Regions from separate parts of the Homo sapiens genome. Here all the other regions are linked to region 1. Evidence: read pairs that join two places in POLR2A ChIA-PET (ENCODE). Cell type or tissue: HepG2. All regions are shown on one strand.

Region 1 (8,000 bases):
ACGCATGTGGACCCGTGCGTGTGCTGTGGGCATGAGATGGACCTGTGTGTGTGCTATGAGCATGAGCTGCGTGTTTACCTGTGCGTGTACACTCACACGTGTGCTGGACACACGTGGACCCGTGTGTGCTGTGGGCATGAGCTGGACCCATGTGTGTGCTGTGGGCATGAACGTGTTTACCTGTGCATGTGCACTCATGCGTGTGCTGGACACACGTGGACCTGTGTGTGTGCTACATGTGTCTGTGTGTGGCCAGGCTGAGCCGTGTTTTCTATCTACTCAGAAGAACAAACAGAGAAAGAGTCGATGCTAGGACCCTCTCCGGCTGCCTTAGACCCTCATCACCCTAATCCTCACCCAGCCCCTCCATGAGAGTCACTGTCCCATCTTACACTGGACAAGATGAAAGTGAGGCTCAGGAAGGCAGGGGCCAGCCTGTCAGCTCTTGGTGGAGCCCAGAGTCCTGGCTTCAACCCTGCTGACCACACAGCCAGCCCGGTCCCTCTCTCCCAATTGGTCCTGGTGTTGCACCTGACATGCTCCCAAAGGCCACATTCCAGTAATATCAGGAAAAAGGGTGACTCGATCCACCTGGCCTCTCCCAGGAGGGCCAATGCCCAGGGTGGCTGACTGTTGAGGGGAGGGGCCCTGCCCACCCACTCCCTCGCCCACGGACCAGCACAGCTCCTGAGGGGCCAGGCCGCTGTTGCCCACTGGACCACCGCCCTCACTTCCACCTCTGTCGCGACAGGCAGAAGCCGGTGGCAGCTGCGGGGCCGGCAGTGCCAGAGGGGCTTCCCCCAGCCCGCTGTGCCACCACAGCCACAGCATGAGGACCCCACACACAGACACGGACCTCACAGCACCCACGACTCTGGTCCACGTAGACTTGACGGGACTCTGCCTAGGATGCCAGGCTCCAGGGAAGGGCGCACGGGACAGAGCCAAGCCTGGAAACCCCCGGCCACATGTACAGCATGGACTAGGGAGGTACAGGAGGGGCCCTGCAGCAGTGGACAGTGTCCTCGCGGGAGGACACCTCAGAGCTTGCTGTCCGGGGGCCACAGGCTCAGTTCCCTTGGCTGCCAGGGGGGTTGGGGGACTTCTGTGGGCAGAGAGCATCGGGAAGGTGGCAGCGTCCTCCAGGGCGGGCCACTGCTGACCCCACACACAGGAGCACCGATGAGCTCCAGAGCCTGGGAGCTGGCTCACAGGGCAAGAGGAGTGGGGGCTGTGGGGGTGTGAAGGAAGCCTGGCTGGAGTGGTGTGGACAGTCCTGTCCCCTCTAAACACTTGGACATCTGTCCTGGAGGATCCTTCCTGAAGGAAGAAAACCAACTCCAGGAGCACAGCTGGGAGGGCTGCCTGGAGGAGGCAGATCTTGAACTGCATCTTACTTGGTTTGAGTCGGAGACAAACTACAAACACATGTACACGGATTTAGGAAACGAGGGGATGCATGGAAGTTTCTGGGAGGAAACGGCGCGCAGGGTTAGGACGGGGGCCTGAAGGTGGGCTGGAGCCTGCAGAACGGGATCCCAAGGGGGACGGTGACAAACCAGGCAGAGACACCATCCTCCTCCTTACCCCCTGCAGCTGGGCGTGCAGGAGCCGGCAGCTCTGCCTCCCTGTGAGTATTAATAGGGTCCCCACAGCCGAGGGGAGAAGAAAACTGGGTGGCCAAACCCCTCTGCCGTGCCAGGGGCCCCCACCATGAGCCCCCCCAGGCCATGAGACCCCGCAGAGGGCTCTGGGTGTCAGGAAGCAGGCACCTCTCTGGAGGCAGGAAGAGGCCAGCCTGTTCCACAACAGAGGGGGCTGGTCCCCCACCCTTCCCCGGGGGGTCAGGAGGGGCCACTAGGCTTCTCCAAGGGCAGCTTCGGCGTGGCCTGGCTGACCCAGACTCCCCCAGAGCCACTCAGATCAGACAGATGGAGGGCACACCCCAGCCCCTCCTGGAAGACCGAAGGGAGACACCCAGGTCCCACGCATACCAGGGACTCCTGCAGGGCCCTGGGCAGCCTGGCCATGGGTCATGGTGGGATCAGCGTGAGGGGCTGGGATGTCCCCTAAGGTGGTAGCTCCAGTTCTCAGCCTCCAGGAGCACCCACAGAAAAGCCATCCACATCATAATAAAGTGATTCCTTGTGTCTTTGGCACGGTGCCCAGATATGACCAGGAGCAGGTGGCCTCCCGCCAGGAGGGGCCCGAGGTGCAGGGACTCCTTCCCTCATGCTGCCTGCCCTACCCGCCAGGCTCCTGGGAGGTCCCAGGACAGGGACCATGAATGCTGCAGCTAAAAACAACAGGGACAAATGCCAACACTAAGGTCAGCTCCTGAGCCAGGCGCTTCTGCCCTCCGCCTGTGGGAAGGGCCACACGGCCATTCCCCTGGGCCCCCAGCCCCAGCCTGGGGCCCTGCTTCCCTTTCAGGGTTGCAGCAGCATCTCCCTTTCCATGGGCCTTGGACACCTGCACGCCCTCTGCGAGCTTTCCCCTGGCGTCCTCAACTCTCAGGGGCCCCAAGTCTGAGCCCTCCTGAACGAGGTCCCAAGGAGCAGAGGTCCACAAGGGCAAAAGCCACACGTGGGGCCTTGCACGCAGGACACCATGACCCGGCCCACGCAGGAGGAGCCGCAGCCCAGCAAAGTCCAAACACAGCACCAAGCAGTCTGGCCACTTCCTTCCTGTCCGAGAGGCACATCCTGCCTATCCCAGCTTCAATGGGGACAGAGCCCCTTACACACACCTTCCAATGTCCAGCCACCCTGGCCCGGGTCACAGAACTTAGCAACTGCTCAGCCTCACGGGGTGTCCGGCCCACACGGGACGGTGCATTCCGGCTGCCTTTCGCCTGTGGCCAGCACTGAGCTGGCGCCTTGCCAGCTGACTGCTCGTCCAATAGAATCAGCTGTCCCCGTGGAAACCTTCCTGTTGTCATAAACTGCGGGCTGCGATCTGACTGAGGTTGGAAGGGAAAACCATCATAGGCTCGTAATACAATCAGCCTGAAGACAGACAGGTGGTCACCTCCAGGCAACATGGGAGACTCGGCCCCTCCAGCAGCTACTGCACTCCGTCACGGGTGGGGTCCGCTGGGTGTCACGGCTGAACTGTGTCCCCTCCCAAGATGCACGTGTTGAAGTTCTAAGCCCCGGCATCGCGCAGTGCAACTGTGTTTGGAAACAGGGTCTTTAGGAAGGCGATAAAAGTAACTGGGGTCACTAGGGCGGGCCCTAATCCCATAGGACCAGCGCCTTACAAGAAAGAGGGCACAGATAACATAGGGACGAGCCAGGTGCCACGGCCGTCCTGTGGGCACACCAGTCTGTGGCGCCGTGTTGGTCCCCCTCCAACGTGGAAAGGCCCGGTCACTAGGTCACTCATTACCGCCAATCGCAGACCCAAGTCTGGTCACCGCCTGGCCTGCAAGAATCCCCGAGGCCGCTGCCCCATCCATCCCCTCCCTGTGAAGGCACTGGCCGGTCTTTCGGGCTGGGCTCACGGCTGGAGGAGCAACCGTGGCTGAGCAAGCAGGGAGGCAGCTTAGGAATGCCTGTACGGCCCCACCTCCCGCCAACCTCAGGTCAGGCAGGTGGGAGGTGCCAGCCCGGGGGCTGTGGCCACACTCAGGAACACAGGATCCCAGGAAAGCAGACAGTGGCAAGCAGCTTCGGGGCGGGGCTTTCCTGCTCTGGACCACTGACCTCTGATCTCTGAAGAACTTTCTGTCCCACAAGCTAGCGATCGTGGCCACCACTTACCCAGTACTCTCTGTGCCAGGAAATACGCTATCGTCTCACTGAATTAATGAGAAAACAGAGACCCCGCGGCGAGAACGCCTTCCTGAACTCCTCGAACTCCCGAACGGAAGGACAGACGCGCGGCTGGAGAGCCAGAGGGCCCTGGAGTTGGCTCTGCAGTTTCAATGAGCTCAGCCACTCCAGCTTACGGGCGGGGACACACTTCTCCCTGAACCGAGGATCCCCTGTCAGGCAGGGACACCCAGGACCCGCACACGAAGCAACAGTAACGAGGCTGAGCACAGAGAATGTCCAGCGCAGTGTCCGGTGTGCACAGTGGCAGGGCCTCCCGGGTGCCAGGACGCTCCAGTGTGAGCAGTGACAGGGCCTCCCGGGTGCCAGGACGCTGTGGGCCCAGCCGTCCCCAGAGCCAGAGCATGAGACAGCAGTGACACCGCCCAGGCCCCAGCACCCCAGCTTCACAGCCACATCCCTAGATGGGACTCCTGCCACCGGTCGGACCGCAGCCCACAGCTCTGCTCCACGGCCTGGGGCCACCGAGGCCCTGGAGTCTCAGCCCAGGAGCAGGACAGGTGGAGGCTGATGCTCCATCCATGCCTGGACTGCGTGAGGACGGGCTTTCCGTGGTGGGGCAAATGGAGATGGACACAGGCCTCCTCTGGCAGACATAGTCGGCCACGGAAGAGGGGGCTGGAAAAACGGGTATGGGGGGACCCAGGTCCACTTCATTTCAGGTGGTGGCATCTCGGCCTCCACCACACCCACTGGTTTAAAAGCCCCACCTAGACCGGATGCAGTGGCTCACGCCTGTAATCCCAGCACTCTGGGAGGCCGAGGTGGGAGGATCATTTGACCCCAGGTGTTAAAGACCAGCCTGGGCAACATGGTGAAACCCCATCTCTACTAAAAATACTAAAATTAGCCAGTGTGGTGGCGCACACCTGTAATCCCAGCTTCTTGGAATTGCTTGAGCCCAGGAGGCAGAGGCTGCAGTAAGCCAAGGTCACACCACTGCACTCCAGCCTGGGTGACAGAACAAGACTCTGTCTTAAATAAATTAAATTAAATTAAATTAAAATAAAAGCCCCGCCTGGAAGCAGCAAGGCCACTCTGCCCGCCACTAGCAGCATCCACCCAGACCAAGCTTGGCTCTGGGTGAGACAAACCCTCTACTGGACAGATTCCAGCTCCTGCGGCTAGGGGACACCCTCTCCCCCACCACCATCCCCACCCCCATTCTAATGTCAAGATGTCGCTGTTTTCCGGCACAGGCACCTGTGCTACCCCAGCGCATTCCACCATTCACGTCCTGCGACTCCCACTGGGGCAGCCATGACAAGCAGGCGGTCACCTGGCATGGCCCACCTGCTGACTGTCCCCTGCCACAACCAGGCAGGGGCACGCCTGGACAGCTCAGTGTACAAAACACATAAGGACCATCCGAAGAAGGAACAGGAGGCCTGGCCGTTGTCTGAAAACCTGCTGATCAAGAAAGCACCAGGGTGCGTTTGCTCACACATGTAATCCCAGCACTTTGGGAGGCCAAGGTGGGAGGACTGCTTGAGCCTAGGAGTTCAAGACCAGCCTGGGCAACATAGCAAGACCTCATCTCTACCAAAAATTAAAATAAAAAAAAAAATTAGCCAGGCACACAGGTGGGGCACGCCTGTGGTCCTAGCTACTCAGGTGGCTGAGGCAGGAGGACTGTATAAGCCTAGGAGTTTCAGGCTGCAGTTGAGGTGAGATCACACCATTGCCTTCCGGGCTGGGAAACAAAGCAAGACTCTGTCTCCAAAAAAAAAAAAAAAAGAAAAAAGAAAAGAAAAAAAAAAGTGCCAGTAACAAAAATGGAAGAGCAGGGGCTTGGAAGAAAATCTCAGAGACATACTCAGGAGGTGTTCTGGCATTGGCACCCCTGACGGCTCAGGGGCAGGTGCCCAGTGGACAAGCACACTGACAGCCCAGAGCTGAAATGTGACTCAGAAGTCAAACTCTTCATGAAAAATAAGTTTTAAGAAAACCCTACCAATTTACTTCACATGAATTCAATATATGATTATTGAAAAATCTACCCAAACAGGGCCAGGCGCAGTGGCTCATGCCTGTAATCCCAGCACTTTGGGAGCCCGAGGTGGGTGGATCACCTGAGGTTGGGAGTTCGAGACCAGCCTGACGAACATGGAAAAATCCCACCTCTACTAAATATAAAATTAGCCAGGCGTGGTGGCGCATGCCTGTAATCCCAGCTACTTGGGAGGCTGGGGCAGGAGAATCACCTGAACCCGGGAGGCGGAGGTTGCAGTGAGCCGAGATCACGCCACTGCACTCCAGCCTGGGCAACAAGAGCAAAACTCCGTCTCCAAAAACAAAACAAAAACAAAACAGAAAAAACAAAAAACAAACAAAAAACGAAAAAACACTACCCAATTATAAGACAACTGTTCCAGTAAGTATAAAATAAAAACTCTAAGCAAGAGCAAAAGCACCCTGTTGTAACTGACAGCCTTTCCCCCAACAAGGGGTCCCCAGCACCTCATGGCCCAGGACATCAGATCTCATGGTGCCGCGTGCATCCCACCCCTGCCCATCAGAGTGAGGACTAGAGCACTGAGGATACCAAGGCTGGTGCCACCTGACCTGGGACAGGCCCCAGAGCCTCCAGGGACCCTGGGAGCATCCTGCCCGCTGTACCCACTGCCCAGGGAGCAAGATTTGGCCAAGGTCATATGGCCAGGGGACTGGCCAGGCAAGACTCCTCCCGGCAGGCCTGGCAGGAAGCCCAAGGACCAGGCAGCATTTTCCAAAGCTCAGGGGTGACCAAACCAAGAGCCAGCAGACAAGGCTCTATAGCGTGAGTCAAAAAGACCAGGGGCAGATGGGGGTTAACTTGAGGGAGGTGCTGGGGGCGCCACTGTGCCTGACAGGCAGAAACGGGCCCCCGCCAGAGGCAGATCCCCAGCCTCCTGCCCCCTAGAGGGGACTCCTCAGCACAGCATGGGCTCAGGCCCTACCTCCCCACCATCTCCACAGCCTCCTCCACTCTTGCTCCCTGGGCTTTCTGGTCCCCTTGTTGCAGGACCAACACCAAGAGCCCCTGGGCCACAGTAGGAGAAATAGCCCTCAGCCTGCCTAGGCCAGCCCCACACCAGGGCCACCTCCTCAGCCTGCACTGCCCACAGCCCTGGGAAACAGGGATTCCAACTGCATGTGGTGTGAGCTGCCACCACCTCCAGGGAGCTCTCAGAGGGCCCAGGCCACCGCCCGGGGAGCAAACCCTCAGCAAAGGCGGGACAGTGATTCAAGCATGAATGCTCCAGAATCCAGAAACAAGATGTGTTCATTCCCAAATACCGATGGGCCCCTCACAGGCTGGCCGCCGTTCCATGCCCAAAGGAGGAATCCGTGGGCAGGACAGATCAAGCCCTTGCAGTCACAGAGCCAAACGGGTCCCTTCTCGGCCTCCCTTTCTGCCTCTGGGTTGAGGCCCCTCAAGTCATTGTGCAGCTGTACAGGCACAGCCAGGGGCCAGGAATGAATCAGCGCTCGGGGGAGGTGGAAGTGCGTTGGAGGCCGGTGCCAGCACCATCCCCGCCTGCCTGTAATTACTAGGGATCTTAGCGCAGGCTGTGGGGGGCGGCTGACGGCGCCGGCCGCCCAAGTGCAGAGCTTCCAGGGGACCACGGGCTCTGTGCAGCCACAAAGATGCTTCCCTATCCTGGGGCCTCAAAGAAAGTCACCAGACAAGGTGGCTGGGAAGGCAACACAGGGCAGACTCTGGCTCAATGTAAGGAAGGACAGGAGCCAGCCTCAACCAGCAGTCAGTGGCACCCCGCCTCCACAGACGGTGGCGAGTGTCCCCACCCATGGTGGCACCCACAGGCAACACTAGCCCAGGGCAGCTGGCAGAGAGGGCCATGCAAGGCTGGGTGGAGACAAGTGGTGATGTCCAGCTCTGCTCACCACCTGCCACTCCTGCAGTGACGCTGGGGTTGCTCCCCTGACCAGGGCCCAGACCTGTGAACTGGGGAGAAGGGTGAACCGGGCTTCAGCCTCCCGGCCAGTCTGCCTCCTGGAGCTCGGAAGGAGGACAGGCCCCTCCTATTCAATGGCCAGGTCACACACCAGCCCTCCCCTGCAAGACCACCTATCCTGGACAGTTCAGCCCATGGTGCCTGTAGCCAGCAGACAGGTCTTGGCCCTCAGGTCTCCACCTTTGGAAGCTTCAGTCGAAGACAA
Region 2 (8,000 bases), 84 kb after region 1:
GAGGGCCGCAGAGGGGACGGGGTGAGGGCCGCACAGGGGACGGGGTGAGGGCCGCACAGGGGACGGGGTGAGGGCCGCAGAGGGGACGGGGTGAGGGCCGCAGAGGGGACGGGGTGAGGGCCGCACAGGGGACGGGGTGAGGGCCGCACAGGGGACGGGGTGAGGGCCGCAGAGGGGACGGGGTGAGGGCCGCAGAGGGGACGGGGTGAGGGCCGCACAGGGGACGGGGTGAGGGCCGCACAGGGATGGACACCCCGAGCGACTCTCCTGGAGGTCCCCAGGGATGGCTTTAGTGCAGGGTCTGAGGGCAGGAGCTTTGCCCCAGCCACTGTGTGTCAATTCCTCCCGGAGTGACGGGACTGGGGCTCTGCTTCCGGGGCGAGTGCAGGGTGGGGCAGGGGCCCTAGAGATCCTGGGACCCAGGCAAGTCCCTCCCTCAGGCAGCCAATGGGCCCCACTGTGGTGTGGGGTAGCCAGGCAGGACCCCTGCTGCCTTGTCCCCTTGCCTCCCATCCCTCTACCCCAGCCCCCGACCCCCGACCCCCACCCACCGCCACACTGACCCAGTGCGGGTGGAAGGCCAGGCAGCTGATGGCGCCGACCCGCTGGCCCATGAAGCCGTCGTAGTACTTGATGTTGTTGATGAGCTCTCCGCTGCTGTTGTAGATGGCGGTGAACTGATTGACGGAGCCACTGTGGGGAGAGAAAGGGTCCCGGCATCACTGCCCTCTTCTTTGAGGATGGAAGATGGGCGCAGATGCCGAGACCGCGGGGACAGGCCGGCTAGACCACGGGGACAGGCTGGCTCGGGGCAGGTGTGACCCTCTGGTCACTCTCACTGAGGACTCGGGCCTGGCAGGGCCCTGAGAGTTTATCCTGGGAGGATGTGGTGGGCAGACATCTTTTGTTTTTATGTCCCCACAGCAGTGAAATCCTCCCCTGCCCTCCTTCAGCTCCTGGGGGCAGGAACACAAGAGCCTCCCGTTTGCACAGAGGCCCGAGGCGGGTGAGCGGTGCAGGCCAGGGAGGTGGGTGGCGCCTACCATGCGATCAGGTCCGCCTGGGGGTGGATGTCCAGGGCCGTCAGCCCCTTCACGATCTGAAGCACATTTACCGACTCAGGCATCCGGGGATCAAAGATGCGCACATCTCCATTGACGCTGCCAAGAGAGGGTCACAGTGACACCTCCTCCCGGAGGCCCCATGAGGGGCCTGGCCAGGGGGACGGTGGAACCAGGTGTGTGGGGTCGCACACCTGTTTGCACACACACTGCTCAAGGAAAAAGCTGCCTGGATGCTCAGCGTCCCCAGTGAGGGCTGCCCAGGTGGGGCCCAGACATGCACCCATACTGGTCTCAGGGCCAAGGCTGTCCCCCACAAGCTCTCTCAGAGCCAGAAAAGGCGCGGAGCTTTCTGGCCTAGAGAAATGACCATGAGCACAGATGCGGGAGGAGGCTGTGAGCTCCTGGTTTCATTTCCAGCTAGAGATTAGATTTCATGCAACCGGGGCCTGCAGTCCCGGGAGACAGAGCCTGGATGGCAGGCTGTGGCCCGAGAGAGGGATGGCCTGGCCCTTTTGAGGCCCCGTGGCTCCTGCCTTCCACCCCCAGCAGGCGTCCATCCCAAGAGTTATGTTTGGTTTTTATATCACAAACAAGGGGGAAAAGAGCATCTCTTTGAAGAAATGCTGGCTTTGCATTCATAAATTACATCTTGCTCTTCCTTTAATAGGCAAATAAATATTCCCTGCTCTTGGTGCTGTATTTACCAAGAGGCAGAACTGAATTTATGTGCAGACAACTGCCACGTGCCTGGCAGACGCGCCGCCCCTGCCACCCTGCCACCCCTGCCCGTGGAGGGAGAGCAGCTGCCCAACTCCCCCCGGAACCCTCCGCAGTTGGCAGCCCAGGAAAGTTCCCAAAGCGCCTGCAGGTCAGGTGTCCCCCAGCAGGGGAGCAGCTGTGGCCCCTGGGCCCCTACGGGCTGCGCCTGATCTTTCTGGCCAGTTCCAGGGCAGGAGTTAATTACTGCCCGAAATGCCATCCCCTTCCAGCTGTTTAAATACCAAGGACGTATTTTAAATGGAGGGGAAAATAATGTTTTTACAGCAGAACGGCTGCTAAATATCGGCGCTCCTCACCTCACACTCACGATGTGGCCGTCGGGACGCTTCTGCAGGGAGGCCTTCACCACCCAGGCTGTGTGCTCCCGGTACGTCATGACGCGGCTGTAGGGGAGGGGGCACGCTCAGCGTGGGGCTTCCCTGAAGGACGTCCCCACCCTTCGGGGCTCTCACCGGGAGCTGCCCAGGTCTGCCTGTGCCAGCGGGTCCGCAGGCCCTCGCCCGTCCGCTCCCCACGAGGGGCTAGTGCTCACGCAGGGTCAGAGCCCCCTCCAGGTGACCTGCTCCAGCAGAGACCCCCTGTGTCCTCCCCAGGCTGGCTCAGGGCTGGGCCCTAGGTCACCGTCAGGCCGCTGGAGGACTGTCTGAGCCACATGGAAGCTGCCCAGAGACGGGGGCCAGGCGGCCATCGCAGCGCTCCCAGGCCCTGCCCACCCTTTGCTTTGCTTCCCTCAAAACTCCTCATTGTGTCTCCCCGATCTGTGCAGACTGGAGGGTCAGGAATGAGAATCCCAGACCTAAAGCTGATGAAGCTGGAGGCACAAGGACCTTCTGGGAATCCTCGCTCTGTGCTGGGTGAAATTTACTTCTGCTGCATGAGCCGTGTGGGCCAAGACGGACTGTCCCCTGCTAGGCCCGGACAGCACCTGCCCACGGGGGTGCTCAGCAGAGGCAGTGCCCGGGGCTGCTGTGCCCACGCGTGTGCCCTGTCCCCTGCCAGACATGGACAGCACCTGCCCACAGGGGTGCTCAGTGGAGGCAGTGCCCAGGGCTGCTGTGCCCATGCGTGTACCCTGTCCTCTGCCAGACGCGGACAGCACCTGCCCACAGGGGTGCTCAGTGGAGGCAGTGCCCAGGGCTGCTGTGCCCACGTGTGTGCCCTCAGACATCCCTCCCCAGACACTTGCTGCATGACCCAGGAGGTGGCAGGCAGTGGCAGTATTCTGTTCAGGTGAGCTCAGAGGTGGCAGGTGCCTGGCTGCGGCCCTGCCTCACCCCGACAGCCTCTGCCTCCAGTCCACTGGCTCATCCCACATGGCCTGTCCCCTGTGCTCCTCCATAGGCTGTGGGGTGGACCTCTGTGGGGCAGACCTTTGTGGGATGGGCCTCAGTGGGACGGGCCTGGCGGCTTTGGGGAGCCCAGGACTGGCCTAAATACGCCACTGCAGGCTCCTGGGGAAGCTTTGCATCTCACTGAGAAACCTGGACCCAACCAAATGGCAGTGACACGGCCCTACCACCTGGAAGGTACCCTGCCAGCACTCGGGGAGGGAGAGGACAGGGTCAAGGTACCATTCGCTGAGTGCCATCCTTCTGTCGTAGACGCGGATGGAGCCGTCACCGAGGCCAGCCACGATGAGTGAGCGGTGGGAATCACAGGACAGACTCGTCACACAGCTGTCTGCGCCCGTAGGGATGTCCTAGAGCCAAACACAGGCAGCCCGGTGAAGACCGGGGCACCGAGCCACCCTCCCTGCTGTCCTGCAGCGCCAGGACCCCTCTTGCTGCCTGCCTGGCTGTGGGGATCACCCTCCCTGGCTGCAGGGGCCTTTCTCTCTATCCAGGGAAGCATCAAAGGCCTGGGGAGCCCAGGAGTCCCAGGGAGAGGCAGGGGCTGGCAGGACAATGAGTCACGCCCTTATCCCTTGGCCCTGGAGGGACAGCCCTGAGGCCCTGAGGCGCCTGGGACCCAGCCAGTGAGGCAGAGGCCAGCCCCACCCCGAGCGGAGGCCTGCAAACGCCTCTGGGAAGGACTGGCTGTCAGTGCCAATTAAACTTCCAACCTCTCTCTGTTTCCTAAAAAGGAAAGCAAAGCACATTTTGGCAAGGACTCCTCACTGGCTGCGTCTCAGAACTTCTAATGAGCTATGGGACGAGTCCAGGAGGGGTCATCTGGCTCCCTCGGGGGCTCTAAGTGCTGGAGAAGCGGGGGCGGGGGCGATGGCACCTGCCAGGGACGCAGGAGGAAAAGGGCCACGAGAGGGAGAGCGCTTTCCACGCACGATGGGCGGTGCTGGGTTGTGCACTCCAGGAGGAAACACAGGCGTGGGGATGATGGGGCCAGACCCCTGCGAGGGGCAGAGCCGGCTCTGGGAGCACCTGCTGCGCTCTGTGCCTCCACCCACCTCTGCAGGAACAGCACCTGCCCCGCAGGCCACCTGGGCCTCTAAGCCCCCACTGGTGACCAGACCCTGAGGATCAGGGTGTCCACGCTGTGCCCTGAGGGCTACGTCTCGTGTGGAGCCACAGCTCCAGACAGGTGCAAGACCCCCCCACCCCAAAGAAGGTGCCATGAAAGCTGCTGGTGCCTCGAGGGATCCACGGTCACGTCAGAGGGGAGGCTGCCCACACGGGAAGGCCTGGGCCAGGTTCTCGGGCTGCTGCTGCCCAGAGCAACCACAGCAGCTTCGAGCAGCTGAGGGTGCCCAGGCCTCCCCTCTGCTGGGCCTGCTCCACACCGCCCTCTACGGCAGCAGGGCTGAGCCATCCCTCCTGACACCAGATGGCCTGCCCGGGAGAGAGGCTGGGTATGGCCTCTGTGCCACACCTCTCCCTGGGGACCCAGAGGAAGGGAATACTGGCTCTAAAGCCACCTCAGGCGCTGCCCCTCACAGTATCTGTGGTCTCGCCTCTGCTCCAAATGAAGTCAATGCAGTTAGATTTCTGCTGAGCGCGGCCTGCTTAGGTCTCTACCACTTTTCCAGGCTGTCTTGGGCAAAACCAATGTACTCCGCTTTTTGTCAAAACTGAAAATAGCAGATGCTTTAAGAAGCAAAGAGGCTTCTGGCCGGGCGCAGTGGCTCACGCCTGTAATCCCAGCACTTTGGGAGGCTGAGGTGGGCGGATCACGAGGTCAGGAGATAGAGACCATTCTGGCTAACACGTGAAACGCCGTCTCCACTAAAAATACAAAAAAAAAATTAGCTGGGCGTGGTGGTGGGCGCTTGTAGTCCCAGCTACTCGGGAGGCTGAGGCAGAAGAATGGCATGAACCCAGGAGGCGGAGCTTGCAGTGAGCCGAGATCGCGCCACTGCACTCCAGCCTGGGCGACAAGGCAAGACTCTGTCTCAAAAAAAAAAAAAAAAAAAAAAAGAAACAAAAATCTTCTGTCTTCTGTAGCGGCTCACACCTATAATCCCAGTGCTTTGGGAGGCCAAGGCAGGAAGATTGCCGGAGCCAGGAATTCGAGACCAGCTTGGGCAAATACTGAGACCCCTGTTTCTACAAAAAGTTAAAAAAATTAGCCAGGCGTGTGGGTGCATGCCTGTAGTCCCAGCTACTTGGTGGTGGGGGGGGGGGGTGAGGTGGGAGGATCACTTGGACCAGGAGGTTGAGGCTGCAGTGAGCTGTGATTGCACGACTGCACTCCAGCCTGGGTGACGCAGGGTGACAGAGTGAGACCCCATCTCAAAAGAAAAAAAAAAACGCCTCCAAATAATTAATCATTCTAATTTACAATTGGTCACCCTACTGATTTCTGACATTCCTTAATTTGCAGAGAGAAGACACTACTTGCAAACACTCAGAGCTGGCGCAGCCTGAGCCATACTGCAGCGCAGGGCTGGGTGTTGCAGTTCACCTTCATCCAGAGGCCTCAGGGAGCCCACGTCTCCTCCCAGCATTGTCCCGGCACTGTCCTCCCAGGCCCTGACTCCACCCCTGGGATGGCCAGGCCTCACCGCACACTTTGCTGGGTTCTGTGACGAGGACCAGCCCTGCACACACTGCCCCACAGGCCCAGGGCTTGGGGGACACCTGCATGGTTACCTGCACCTTCATCTCACGGTCTGTGTCCCAGATCCGGACGATCCGCACGTCTCCTGAGCTCATGAGGAGGCCGGTCTCCTGCTCCCAGTCCACCACCATCCCAGCTCCTGGAGAGATACAGTGGGACATGGCATCACCCCATGGGCCCTTGCCTTGGGCAGGCTTTGGGGCCTGCTCTGGGCAGCAATTTGGCCAGCAGCTACAAGGTACCCCTGCCACCATCGAGCCCATCTGGTGGGTCCATATGCCTCATATGAGCTCCCGCTAGGGACCCTGGTGTGCCCCACGTCCAGGCTGGGGTGACAATTCTGAGCTGGAACTCCCAAGTCCGGGCCGGGATGACAATTCTGAGCTGGAACTCCCAAGTCCAGGCTGGGGTGACAGTTCTAAGCTGGAACTCCCAAGTCCAGGCCGGGGTGACAATTCTAAGCTGGAACTCCCAAGTCCAGGCCGGGGTGACAGTTCTAAGCTGGAACTCCCAAGTCCAGGCCGGGGTGACAATTCTAAGCTGGAACTCCCAAGTCCAGGCCGGGGTGACAGTTCTAAGCTGGAACTCCCAAGTCCAGGCCGGGGTGACAATTCTAAGCTGGAACTCCCAAGTCCAGGCCGGGGTGACAGTTCTAAGCTGGAACTCCCAAGTCCAGGCCGGGGTGACAATTCTGAGCTGGAACTCCCAAGTCCAGGCTGGGGCGACAATTCTGAGCTGGAACTCTGAGTCTTCCCCTGACTCGACTATGCCCCAGGCATCGCTAGAGGGAGCAGAGCCTTCCAGGAACATCTGTCTAAGGTGTCCACTGTTCGGAGCAGAGCCTTCCAGGAACGTCTGTCTAAGGTGCCCACTGTTCGGAGCAGAGCCTTCCAGGAACATCGGAGCAGAGCCTTCCAGGAACATCTGTCTAAGGTGTCCACTGTCCAGAGCAGTGCCTTCCAGGAACATCTAAGATGCCCAACATCCGGAGCAGTGCCTTCCCGGAACGTCTGTTAGGTGCCCACCGTTCAGAGCAGTGCCTTCCAGCAACGTCTGTCTAAGGTGCTCACCATCTGGAGCAGACCCTTGCAGCGACGTCTAAGATGCCTGCCGTCTGGACGCCTGGGCAGAACTGGCAGGTCTGGGTGACTTTAGGAAGGCTGTTAAGGCTTGAAGATGAGGGTCCTCCTTTTGGCCCTATCAAAGCTTGAGGAAGCCGGTTCTTCTGAGACAAACAGGAGCTCGGCATGGGCCACGGGCCGGCAGCCTTCAGACAGCAAGGGGCTGACTCCCGACGGCTGGCGTCAGCAAGGGATGGACGGAGAGAATGGGGCAAGGGCTGCCCTTTGTGTGGGGATTAGACAGAGCAGAGCAACCCCCACCTCACGTGACGGCCTGTATTTAAAACCAGATTCAGTTCTAAAACTGTAATGATAACCATTTTAAGATACAGAAAGGAACACCATAGTAATCCTTGTACCCACCACTCAGCTCTAACTTTGCTAACATTTTACCATTGTTTGCTCTTTTTTTTTTTTTTCATAGAGAAGCATAATTTTAGACACAGTAAAAGCATCGTCTGCCCCTGCGCCTGCCTGGGAGGGCTGTCCCTTGGGCTGAGGGCGCCTCCCAGGGGCTGCTGAGGTTTTCCTGCTTACGCACGCTCATCAACAACGTAACATGCCTTCCACATTTCAAAAAACCTCTTCAGTGTCAAAATGGGGCCTATTTTCTAGCAACTTGCTTCTTTAATGTTAGGCTTTGAGGATTTATCTGGCCCAAGACACACAGCTCTGGTTAACTCATTTAATCTTGCGTTACCTTCCACTGTACAACTAACCCCGTCATTTGAGCTGCCCCTGGCTTTGTGAACCATGTCACAGTCAACAACTTCACGTGTCCTTGCGGGTGGAGAAGGAAGCGCCTAGAACGGAACTGCCAGTCATGTATCCTGCATGACTCTGATCTCCCCAGGGAAGGCCATTTCATTCCCCAAATGGGTGACCATCTACACTCTCGGCAGGACACACACAAGCCAATGTCCCCAAATCCTTATCGATGTGTGGTGTTTGCCGTTTTTTTTCACGACAGACAGTTGCACATATTTTTATATATATTCTGTAACTCGTAGATACTGCAAAT
Region 3 (8,000 bases), 87 kb before region 1:
CAAGGTGAGGCCTGGGGGCCGCGGGAGCTGTCGTGGGATCCCGCAGGCAAGGCCTGTAGCGTCCACTTGACCCTGAGCTTCCCTCCTTCCTGGGGCCATCAAGGTGGCTGCTGGGTGGCCGTAGTTGCTGTGGGGCCACCTGGGGACCACGTGGACCCTGGCCCAGGGACTCCATAGCTCCTCCTCAGGGACCTGCCCCAGCTTCCTCGACTTTGAGGCCCTCTGTGGGGGGCGTGGTCTGACGCTCCCACTCCAGCCTGGGGTTGGGCCCGAGCACTCACGGAGGCTGAGGACAGCCTTGCAGGGGGCGTCGGGGGCTCTGGAGCTGGTGTGGGAGGGGGCTTGCCTCCCTAGAGGCCCGACTCCTGGTGGAGGAGCTGCCTCTGCAAGGGGCTCTCACGTCCCTCCGAATTCAATCTGCAAAGGGGAGTCCGGGCTGCCCAGACAAGCTTCCCGGCACAGGGACCTTCTTGCCAGTTGGAGTCACCTTGCGCGGGGTATCTTCTGCCTTCTGGAGGGGACGATGTGTGATGCTAGAGCCCAGCCTGCTGGTTAGGGAGCCCCGCCAAGGGTGAGGCCTGGCCTCACTAGGCTGCCCCTCTGGAGGCCAAGGCCCCTGGCCAAGGACAGGTGCCAAGCACTGCTCCTCCCCCTGCAAACCCCCAGCCCACCTCCAGCTGTAACTCTGAGCAGCAGGGAGGGCCAGGCAGAAGGAACCCCGGCCAGCATCGCCTCCCCCTCCCAGAGTCTCCATGGGTCCCATTCCTGCTGATGAGCAAATGACACCCTGGCCTGGACCTCTGGTGGTTCACACGCCCACGGGGGTCAGCCCCACCCCTGGGCCAGAGGTCAGATTCCTACGCCAGGAGAAGTCAGGGAGGGAGGAGGGTGGGAGGAGGCATTCTGCAGCGCGCACAGCACCCTGTCTGTATCTCAGGGTGCCTTCCTACTAAGTGACCCATGACTCAGCTGGCGCCACCCCCATTTGGGAGACAGTCCCAGAGTCCTCCCTGCCCCTGGTATGTCATGACGCAGAATGGGCCAAGGAGCTGGCTCTGCCCACCTGTCCCGCTGGCCTGGCAGGTGACGGTGCTGGATGTGGCCTTTTTGCCTTTTCTAAAGGCCACATTTTCCAGCCCATTCAACCTTCCAGAGCCCTCTGAAGTGGCCACAGGCCCCATCAACCAGTGAGGAGCTGCGTGCCTGGGGGGCAAAGCTGTGGCCCCAGGCTGTGGGGTCTGCACTCCTGCCCAGAGCCCCCACCCTGCTCTGGGATGTACCCCTGACCCGCTGGCACCAGGGGCCAGGCCAGGCCGCGCAGGCGCCTTCCTGGGGATCCCGAGGCCAGAGCCTCAAGGTCTTGGCGGGAGCAGGAGTGGAGGTGGGGCCTGGGTGGGACGAGTGGGGCTATTGTATAAGTGGCCCCTCCTTGGGGCACTGTAAGAACAAGGCCCCAAACAAGGGCTGGCCATAGCTCCTCCTCCTGCGCCCTCCTCACCTCCTTGGGAACATGGTGCCCGGAACATTCCAGCACCAGTGTGCCCCTGGGAAGTCCTGCCTCCACACTGGGCTCCCTCCTGGGATTTGGGGACCTGCGCTGGGCTCCCTGGTGGGGAGCTGTGCTGAGGGAAGGGGCTGGGCAGGCCCCCAATGCTGACCCTGTGCTACCTGATTGCACGCTGTATCGGCAGGACCCGGCTGGCCCCCGGGCAGCAGGTAATGCCTGGAGCCCGGGCCCGACCCCAGGGAGAGACAGCATCTGTGTCCTGGGCCCCTCTACAAAGCCCAGATGGGTGGGGCCAGGCCGGGGCTGGGATTGGAGGGCCCAAGAGGGGGCTTCTGGGGTGGTCTTCTGGGTCCCGGGGAGGGGAAGTTGCCCACGCAGCACCTGCGTCCCCCATCCCTGAGTGGCTGTGTGCTCCGAAAGGGCAGGCTGGGCCTGGCCTGCGGGAATACCGACAGAGCCACCTGCCCCTCTCTTTGCAGCCCAGGGAAGGGAGGCGTCCCCAGGGTCACACGTCGTACTTGAGGAGCCCAGGCCTCCCCTCCCACTGCACCTGCCTGTCCTCGGACTCACCAGCCCGGGTGCTGGCCAGCATCCAGCTGGAAGTCCCTTGACTCCTCTGAGCCTCAGCTTCCCCACCAGGGCACTGGGGGTTGTGAGGAAGGACAGAAAGGCTGTACCAAGTGCTCAGGGATTGGGGCTGTCATTGTGTGCCTGGAGCAATTGCTTTCAGCTGGGCCCAGGACTTTGGAGACTTTGGCTCTCAGCGCAGGAATGTGCCCTGGACTTGGGGGTGGGGTATCCCCTATACAGGTGCAGCCTCTACATTTCAAAATAGCAGCCTGGCAGGGAGTGGCCCAGCCCTAGGCTGCACGGGGCCAGGCTCTTAAGGAGTTCTGGGAGCTCCGGAGGTGGTGTGGCCACCAGGTGAAGGTCCAAGGCTGCTGGGGCAGATGGCGGTGGCAGGTGGGCTGCCCAGGGTAAAGGTGGCCGGTTGGCTCTGGGCTCCCAGACATCCAGGAATGCTCCTTGTCCCGGCAGGGGTGGGGGCACTTAATTGCTTCTCCCACAGGACTGTGGGGCAGGGGGTGATGGAATTCCTGTCCCCGAAGCTGCGCCATGGGAGGGTGGGACCCCAGGCACAGCCCGGGGTGAGGGGCTGCTCGGGATGTGGGTGGCTGAGAGGTGCTGGGGGCTGATTCTGGATGGGCAGGGCCAGCTGGCCTGAGTGCCCTCACCTCTGTCCCTTGGTTCCCTGCCTCTAGACCCTCAGGCCCCAAGGTGGGGCTCAGCCTGGGCTGCCCGCCAGGGAGGGATGGGGGAACTGAGGCCAGGCTGAGGCGCTGGTGCCTACAGCTCATCGCGCCCTTTCTGGAGTCTGAGATGGGTCCTCTTGGCTCTGGGATCTGCCTCTGGCCCCTCATGGAACAACTGAGCCTCTGGTCGGGGGCGTGGGGGTCAGCAAGAGGAGACAGATGGAAGGGCAGTTAGCAGGGGTGCTGGGCCATTGGCCTGCAGGGGCGGTGGCTCCAACTCTGGGCCGAGCACCCCCTCCTGCCCTGCCCTGGGAGCTCGGCCCTGGAAGAAAGGGGCCTTTCCAGGCCCAGCCACACCCTTCCTTGACCTGCGAGAAGCCCCGCTCATGCCCGGCCCGGCCCGCAGGAGTTTGAGAATGCGGAGGGGGACGAGTACGCAGCCGACCTGGCGCAGGGCTCCCCGGCCACGGCAGCACAGAACGGGCCCGACGTGTACGTCCTGCCACTCACGGAGGTCTCCTTGCCCATGGCCAAGCAGCCTGGGCGCTCAGGTGAGGGCTGGGTGGGGAGATGGGGTGGCCTCCCTCCGGGGCCCAGGTGCTGGGCGTTGGGTGTGATCTGGGGAGACCGGAAGACTCAGCTCTGGAGTGGGGGCAGCACAGGGCTGGGAGTGGCCTGTGGGGTAGACGCAGTGTGCAGCCCTGGACTCCCTGTGGCTGCGTCACAGGCCGCACTGTGGGGCCAAAGGTGCATGTACCTCTTTCTCCTGGGCCTGGGGGCCGGCCAGGGGTTGGCAGGGTCCAGGACAGCCCTCGGCCTCCAGCCTCCCCTGCCCAAGGGGCTGCTATGCACAGGGACAGGGGTGGGCACGGGGCAGGGGTGGGCACTGGGGCAGGGGTGCGGGCTCTCTGGTCCTGGACATGGCCATGTGCTGGGGGCAGGGGCTCTTCTGCAGTCCAGGGATGCTTGACCCCAGATTCCTGCCCCCTTGAGCGCCAGCCCTTCAGGGACACGGGTTCCATTGTGCATGGCAGGAGGAGGGGCGCTGGTGGGGCCCGTGTGGGCGGGTGGTGAATTAGCCTTTCACTCAGGCTGCGAGGAGGGGCCGAGGGGTGGGGCTGACCCAGGAGTGCAGGTGCAGGCAGGGCCTCAGCCACAGCCTCATCTGCCCCCATCCTAGGGTCCTAGGCCGACCACTCACATGGGGCGGACGTGCTGGGGAGTTTGGGGGTGAATGGCCAGGCTTCAGGACCTCCCAGTTCTGTCTTGGAGCCTAGGTGGTGGGTGCGGGTCCCTCCAGAGCTATCAGATCTCAAGCCCCCTCCCAGGAAGCTTCCAGCCTGAGGCTTCCCCCATCACTGCCCACCCCCAGCTCCTCTGGGAACACAGAGGCAGGAGGGGTATCAGGCCAGTGGGAGGGGCCCCTGCCAGCCCTGTTGGGGCTCTGTTGGCACCAGGGCCTGTTACTGCGGTGCCATGCAGGCCACCTCACCTGCTCTGAGCCGTGCCTGGCTGGACCCTGAGAGCTGGCTATGAACTGTGCCTGGCTGGGCCCTGAGAGCCTAGCCTTCATCGTGGGCTGAGAGGCCCAAGGCACTGGTCTGGGACCTAGAGAGGGCCCCCAGCCCCCAGCTTTGGAGCCAAGGCCTCAACGCCTGTCCTACTCTGCCCCATCTCCTGGAGGACAGGTTCCCAGTTCGGCAGGAATCAGGGCTGGCACTTGAGCTCGAGTACATCTGTGGGCGGGCGCGGAGGACTGCAGCCACCCACTCAGAGCGTGAGGCCCTCGGACCTTCCCGGATGGCTGTGGGGGTCCCTGAGCCCTGTGCTGACCCTGCTGGGAGCTGCCAGGGACCATCCGAGGGGGTACTGCCCTTGGGTCCAGGGGCAGGTGTGTGCCTGGCCCCCGAAGATTCTCAGAGCCACCTCTGGAGGATTGCTGTGGGGACTGGGGTTGGCGAACAGGAGCCCGAAAGAAGGCACTGGTTACCTGTCTCTCTACTTTTGCAGCTCTGGTTTCAGTTTTCTGGGGGAGGAATGTGCTTCTAGGGAGGAGAGAGATTGGGGTGAGGTCAGAAAAGTAGCCCCAGAGGTCAGCGGGGAGAAACCTGGGCAATGGCCCCACCCGCTGGGGACCGCAGAGAAGGACGGCTGCCTGCTGCCTCCGGCAGTGCCCAGGGCCTCTGAACTGTCTCAGCACCCATGGTCAGGACCCCCACACTTGCTCAGGGACAGTGTGGGCCTGGGCGCCCCAGGGTGAGAGAGGGCCGCCCAGACAGGCTGGGCTCAGGACACAGCACCCGGTGGGCCCACACGCTCAATTCTGCCCTGCCCCGCCTCTACATTCTCTGGGTCTCCAGGCCCTGGAAGGAGCCCCCTCCCCCTGGGCTCTCCTGGCAGCCAGGCTCAGACCCAGGCCTGTCAGCCCTCTGGGCAGTTGACGTGGGAGCAGAATTCGGGGAATCCCTCGGGGCGTGGGCAGGCATGAGTGGGCTCTGCCAGCGCTGGCCCCTTCGTCCCGGGCCTCACTGACCCTTCCTCCCGCTGACCTCACCCGGCCTGGCCCTCGGGGAGAATGGGCCAGTGTGCTCCGTGCGGGGCCGTGCCAAGCAGCCCCCAACAAAGGAGCCTTTGGTGCGCCCGGCGTGGGATGCCAGCCTGCGGCAGGGTGGGGGTGGGCCGCTCCAGTGCCCTCTCTGTGCCGTGGCCCCAGCCTCTTGCTCAGCCACACTGCCTGCCTGGTGCAGCCCATGTGACGGGTCGAGCTCCGGGCCCTGCTGTCCCTGGCCGGGCTATCCCAGTGGCTTCAGGCACCTTCTCCAGACCTACCCAGAAAGATGCCCGGATGGATCCTGCAGCTCCGTGGCTTTTCTGGGAAGCAGCGGCCCCTGCTCTCAAGAGACCCTGGCTCCTGATGGTGGCCCCAAGGTTGCCAGCTGGTGCTAGGGACTCAGGACAGTTTCCCAGAAAAGGCCAAGCGGGCAGCCCCTCCAGGGGCCGGGTGAGGAAGCTGGGGGGTGCGGAGGCCACACTGGGTCCCTGAACCCCCTGCTTGGTTACAGTGCAGCTCCTCAAGTCCACAGACGTGGGCCGGCACAGCCTCCTGTACCTGAAGGAAATCGGCCGTGGCTGGTTCGGGAAGGTACGTGTCCCGCCTGGGAGGGAGGACTCCCGCCTGGGAGGCAGAAGGGACACAGGGCTGCAGACCTGCTCCTCCTAGGAGCCACCCCAGCCCCGACGGTCCCTTCTTCAGTCTCTGGGCCCTGCTGGACCCTTCCCCAGGGAGGTCCTCAGCATCTGGCTGCATCCCCTTCTCCCTAGGGGGTCCTGGGGTCAGAGGTACCTGGGGAGGGGCCCTGGGAGGGAGAGGAGCAGCCTCTTGCTCATGGCCTTCCCCTGACCTTGGCCTAAACGAGACACCTGGGTCCCTCTTCCTCACTTCAAACCCCCAGAGAGAGAGAGAGAGAGGGCAGCGGGGGACCTTGTGGGGAGAGTAACACGAAAGACTCAGAATATTACAGCCAGAGGGTTGCCGGGAGGGATCCGGAAGCCATACCTCACGCTGCAATGAGTGGACGGGGCACAGGAGGAGAAGTGTCCTGTCCTGGGGGCCGGCGTGGGGCGGGTGGGAGAAGAGTAAGGCCTGGAAGCCGGGGCCGGTGGAGGCGGAGCAGCCGTGGGTGATGCTGTCTGTCCCACAGGTGTTCCTGGGGGAGGTGAACTCTGGCATCAGCAGTGCCCAGGTGGTGGTGAAGGAGCTGCAGGCTAGTGCCAGCGTGCAGGAGCAGATGCAGTTCCTGGAGGAGGTGCAGCCCTACAGGTGGGAGGCCACCGGGCACAAAGGCCTGTGCTGTGCGGCCCCCTCCTCTCCCTCCCCTGCTCGGCCCGACTCCCCCTCCCCACCTCCTCCCAAGTCAGGGGCCGCCTGTCCACTCCCGCAGGGCCCTGAAGCACAGCAACCTGCTCCAGTGCCTGGCCCAGTGCGCCGAGGTGACGCCCTACCTGCTGGTGATGGAGTTCTGCCCACTGGTGAGCTGCTGCCCGGGGGGATGCTGGGGTCTTTGCTGAGCCGGGGCCCTCCCTTGCCCTGCCAGTGTCTGGTGCCACCCCCTCCTTGGGGGCCTCACATCCTCCCTAAAGCCAAGACCCAGGGACCCTGCCCCCACCACCTTCCAGAGGAGGCGATGGGGAGACCTAGCCTCACCAGGGAGGGACTGTGGGGGCTGGGCACAGAACAGGCCTGGGCTGGGGCTCCCTGCACCCCTGGGGAGCTGCCAGCTGCTTGGTCACCTGCTTGTGTGCCCTGTGGTTCAGGAGGAGGCATCCTGGGCCAACTGGGGGGGGGCACTGGCCCACTTGGGCTCCACGGCCTCACTCAGGCTTGCTTTTGCCATGGGGGGCTGGGCCTGGCCACTTCCCCAGGCTGCCTGGAGTTCTGGGCCTGCCCATCAACGCCCCCCGCCCCGGGGACCTGTCCCCCCCTCCCCCTGAGACCTGCCCATCAACGCCCCCCTGCCCCGGGGACCCGTCTCCCCCTCCCCCGAGACCTGCCCCCCACCCCCTTCCACATATGCAGCTCCTGCACTGAGCCGAGGCTGTCTGTGGCTGGGCTGGATCCCCTGCTGGCTTCCCTCGGGACAGGGGCCCTCACACACTGGCGTCTGGACTCCTGACGTTGACCGTCCCGGGGCTGGGCTTTCGGCAGGTCAGGGGCTGCCGGCCAACCCTCGACCACCAGCCCCAGACTCCATCAAGCAGATCCACTTGGGCCCTGTGTTTCTCTCTCTACCACAGGCCAAGGGACTCCTGCTGCCCGGGGCTGGCTGAGGGGCAGTGGAGAGGAAGCCTTCAGTCCAGCCCAGCCCTGGGGGACACGGCCCCCCTCCAGGAACTGCTGGGTGCTGGCCACTGTGCAGGGCACGAGGCTGCTCTGGGCAGCTGCTGTCCCTCAGCTGTGGGTAGGGGTGGAGGAGTTGGGGAGGTAGGTGGGGACCTCCCAGGGTGGCCAGCCCCCAGCCTGCTGGTGACTGCGCCACACCCCCTTTCTGCAGGGGGACCTCAAGGGCTACCTGCGGAGCTGCCGGGTGGCGGAGTCCATGGCTCCCGACCCCCGGACCCTGCAGCGCATGGCCTGTGAGGTGGCCTGTGGCGTCCTGCACCTTCATCGCAACAATTTCGTGCACAGGTGAGGGCGGGCGCGGGCCAGCGGCCGGGAAGCCCTAGGCCAGGCCCCTCCCCTG

What was found. ChIA-PET counts read pairs that join two places held together with the same protein. Peaks named below come from ENCODE experiments on the same cell type or tissue, not always from the same donor. Only the 100,000 strongest peaks of a DNase experiment are listed, where the experiment ranks them.
Region 2: POLR2A ChIA-PET joins it to region 1 with 8 read pairs; 3 of 35 experiments call an interaction of 5 or more read pairs at or near these places.
Region 3: POLR2A ChIA-PET joins it to region 1 with 6 read pairs; 5 of 35 experiments call an interaction of 5 or more read pairs at or near these places.

Annotation. Positions count from the first base shown.
Region 1 is chr17:81,039,716-81,047,715 of GRCh38, reverse strand. The region is part of intron 1 of BAIAP2 (BAR/IMD domain containing adaptor protein 2); the gene reads right to left. Among named protein-coding and RNA genes, the nearest start is that of BAIAP2, 8.6 kb to the right of the region's middle. RefSeq lists enhancers at 1,229-1,773, 3,956-4,501, 7,942-8,000. In HepG2, a CTCF peak has its summit at 6,716 (motif pointing left); DNase peaks (open chromatin) are centred at 2,265, 2,855, 3,635, 6,750 and 1 weaker place; H3K4me3 peaks cover 2,086 bases.
Region 2 is chr17:80,955,621-80,963,620 of GRCh38, reverse strand. RPTOR (regulatory associated protein of MTOR complex 1) reads right to left here. Exons shown (of 34, transcript NM_020761.3): 29 at 5,891-5,997; 30 at 3,416-3,543; 31 at 2,141-2,227; 32 at 1,044-1,160; 33 at 564-693. Among named protein-coding and RNA genes, the nearest start is that of CHMP6, 32 kb to the left of the region's middle. RefSeq lists an enhancer at 3,717-4,234. In HepG2, CTCF peaks have their summits at 4,595 and 7,478; no DNase peak of the experiment used is centred here.
Region 3 is chr17:81,126,372-81,134,371 of GRCh38, reverse strand. It overlaps AATK (apoptosis associated tyrosine kinase), which reads left to right. Exons shown (of 14, transcript NM_001080395.3): 2 at 1-4; 3 at 3,167-3,311; 4 at 5,823-5,902; 5 at 6,462-6,580; 6 at 6,702-6,789; 7 at 7,812-7,945. It overlaps MIR1250 (microRNA 1250), which reads left to right and starts at 1,064; the gene lies at 1,064-1,176. It overlaps LOC124904079 (a long non-coding RNA gene), which reads right to left and starts at 5,214. Exons shown (of 4, transcript XR_007065937.1): 1 at 4,751-5,214. In HepG2, a CTCF peak has its summit at 4,881; DNase peaks (open chromatin) are centred at 871, 2,252, 3,471 and 3,801; H3K4me3 peaks cover 3,161 bases.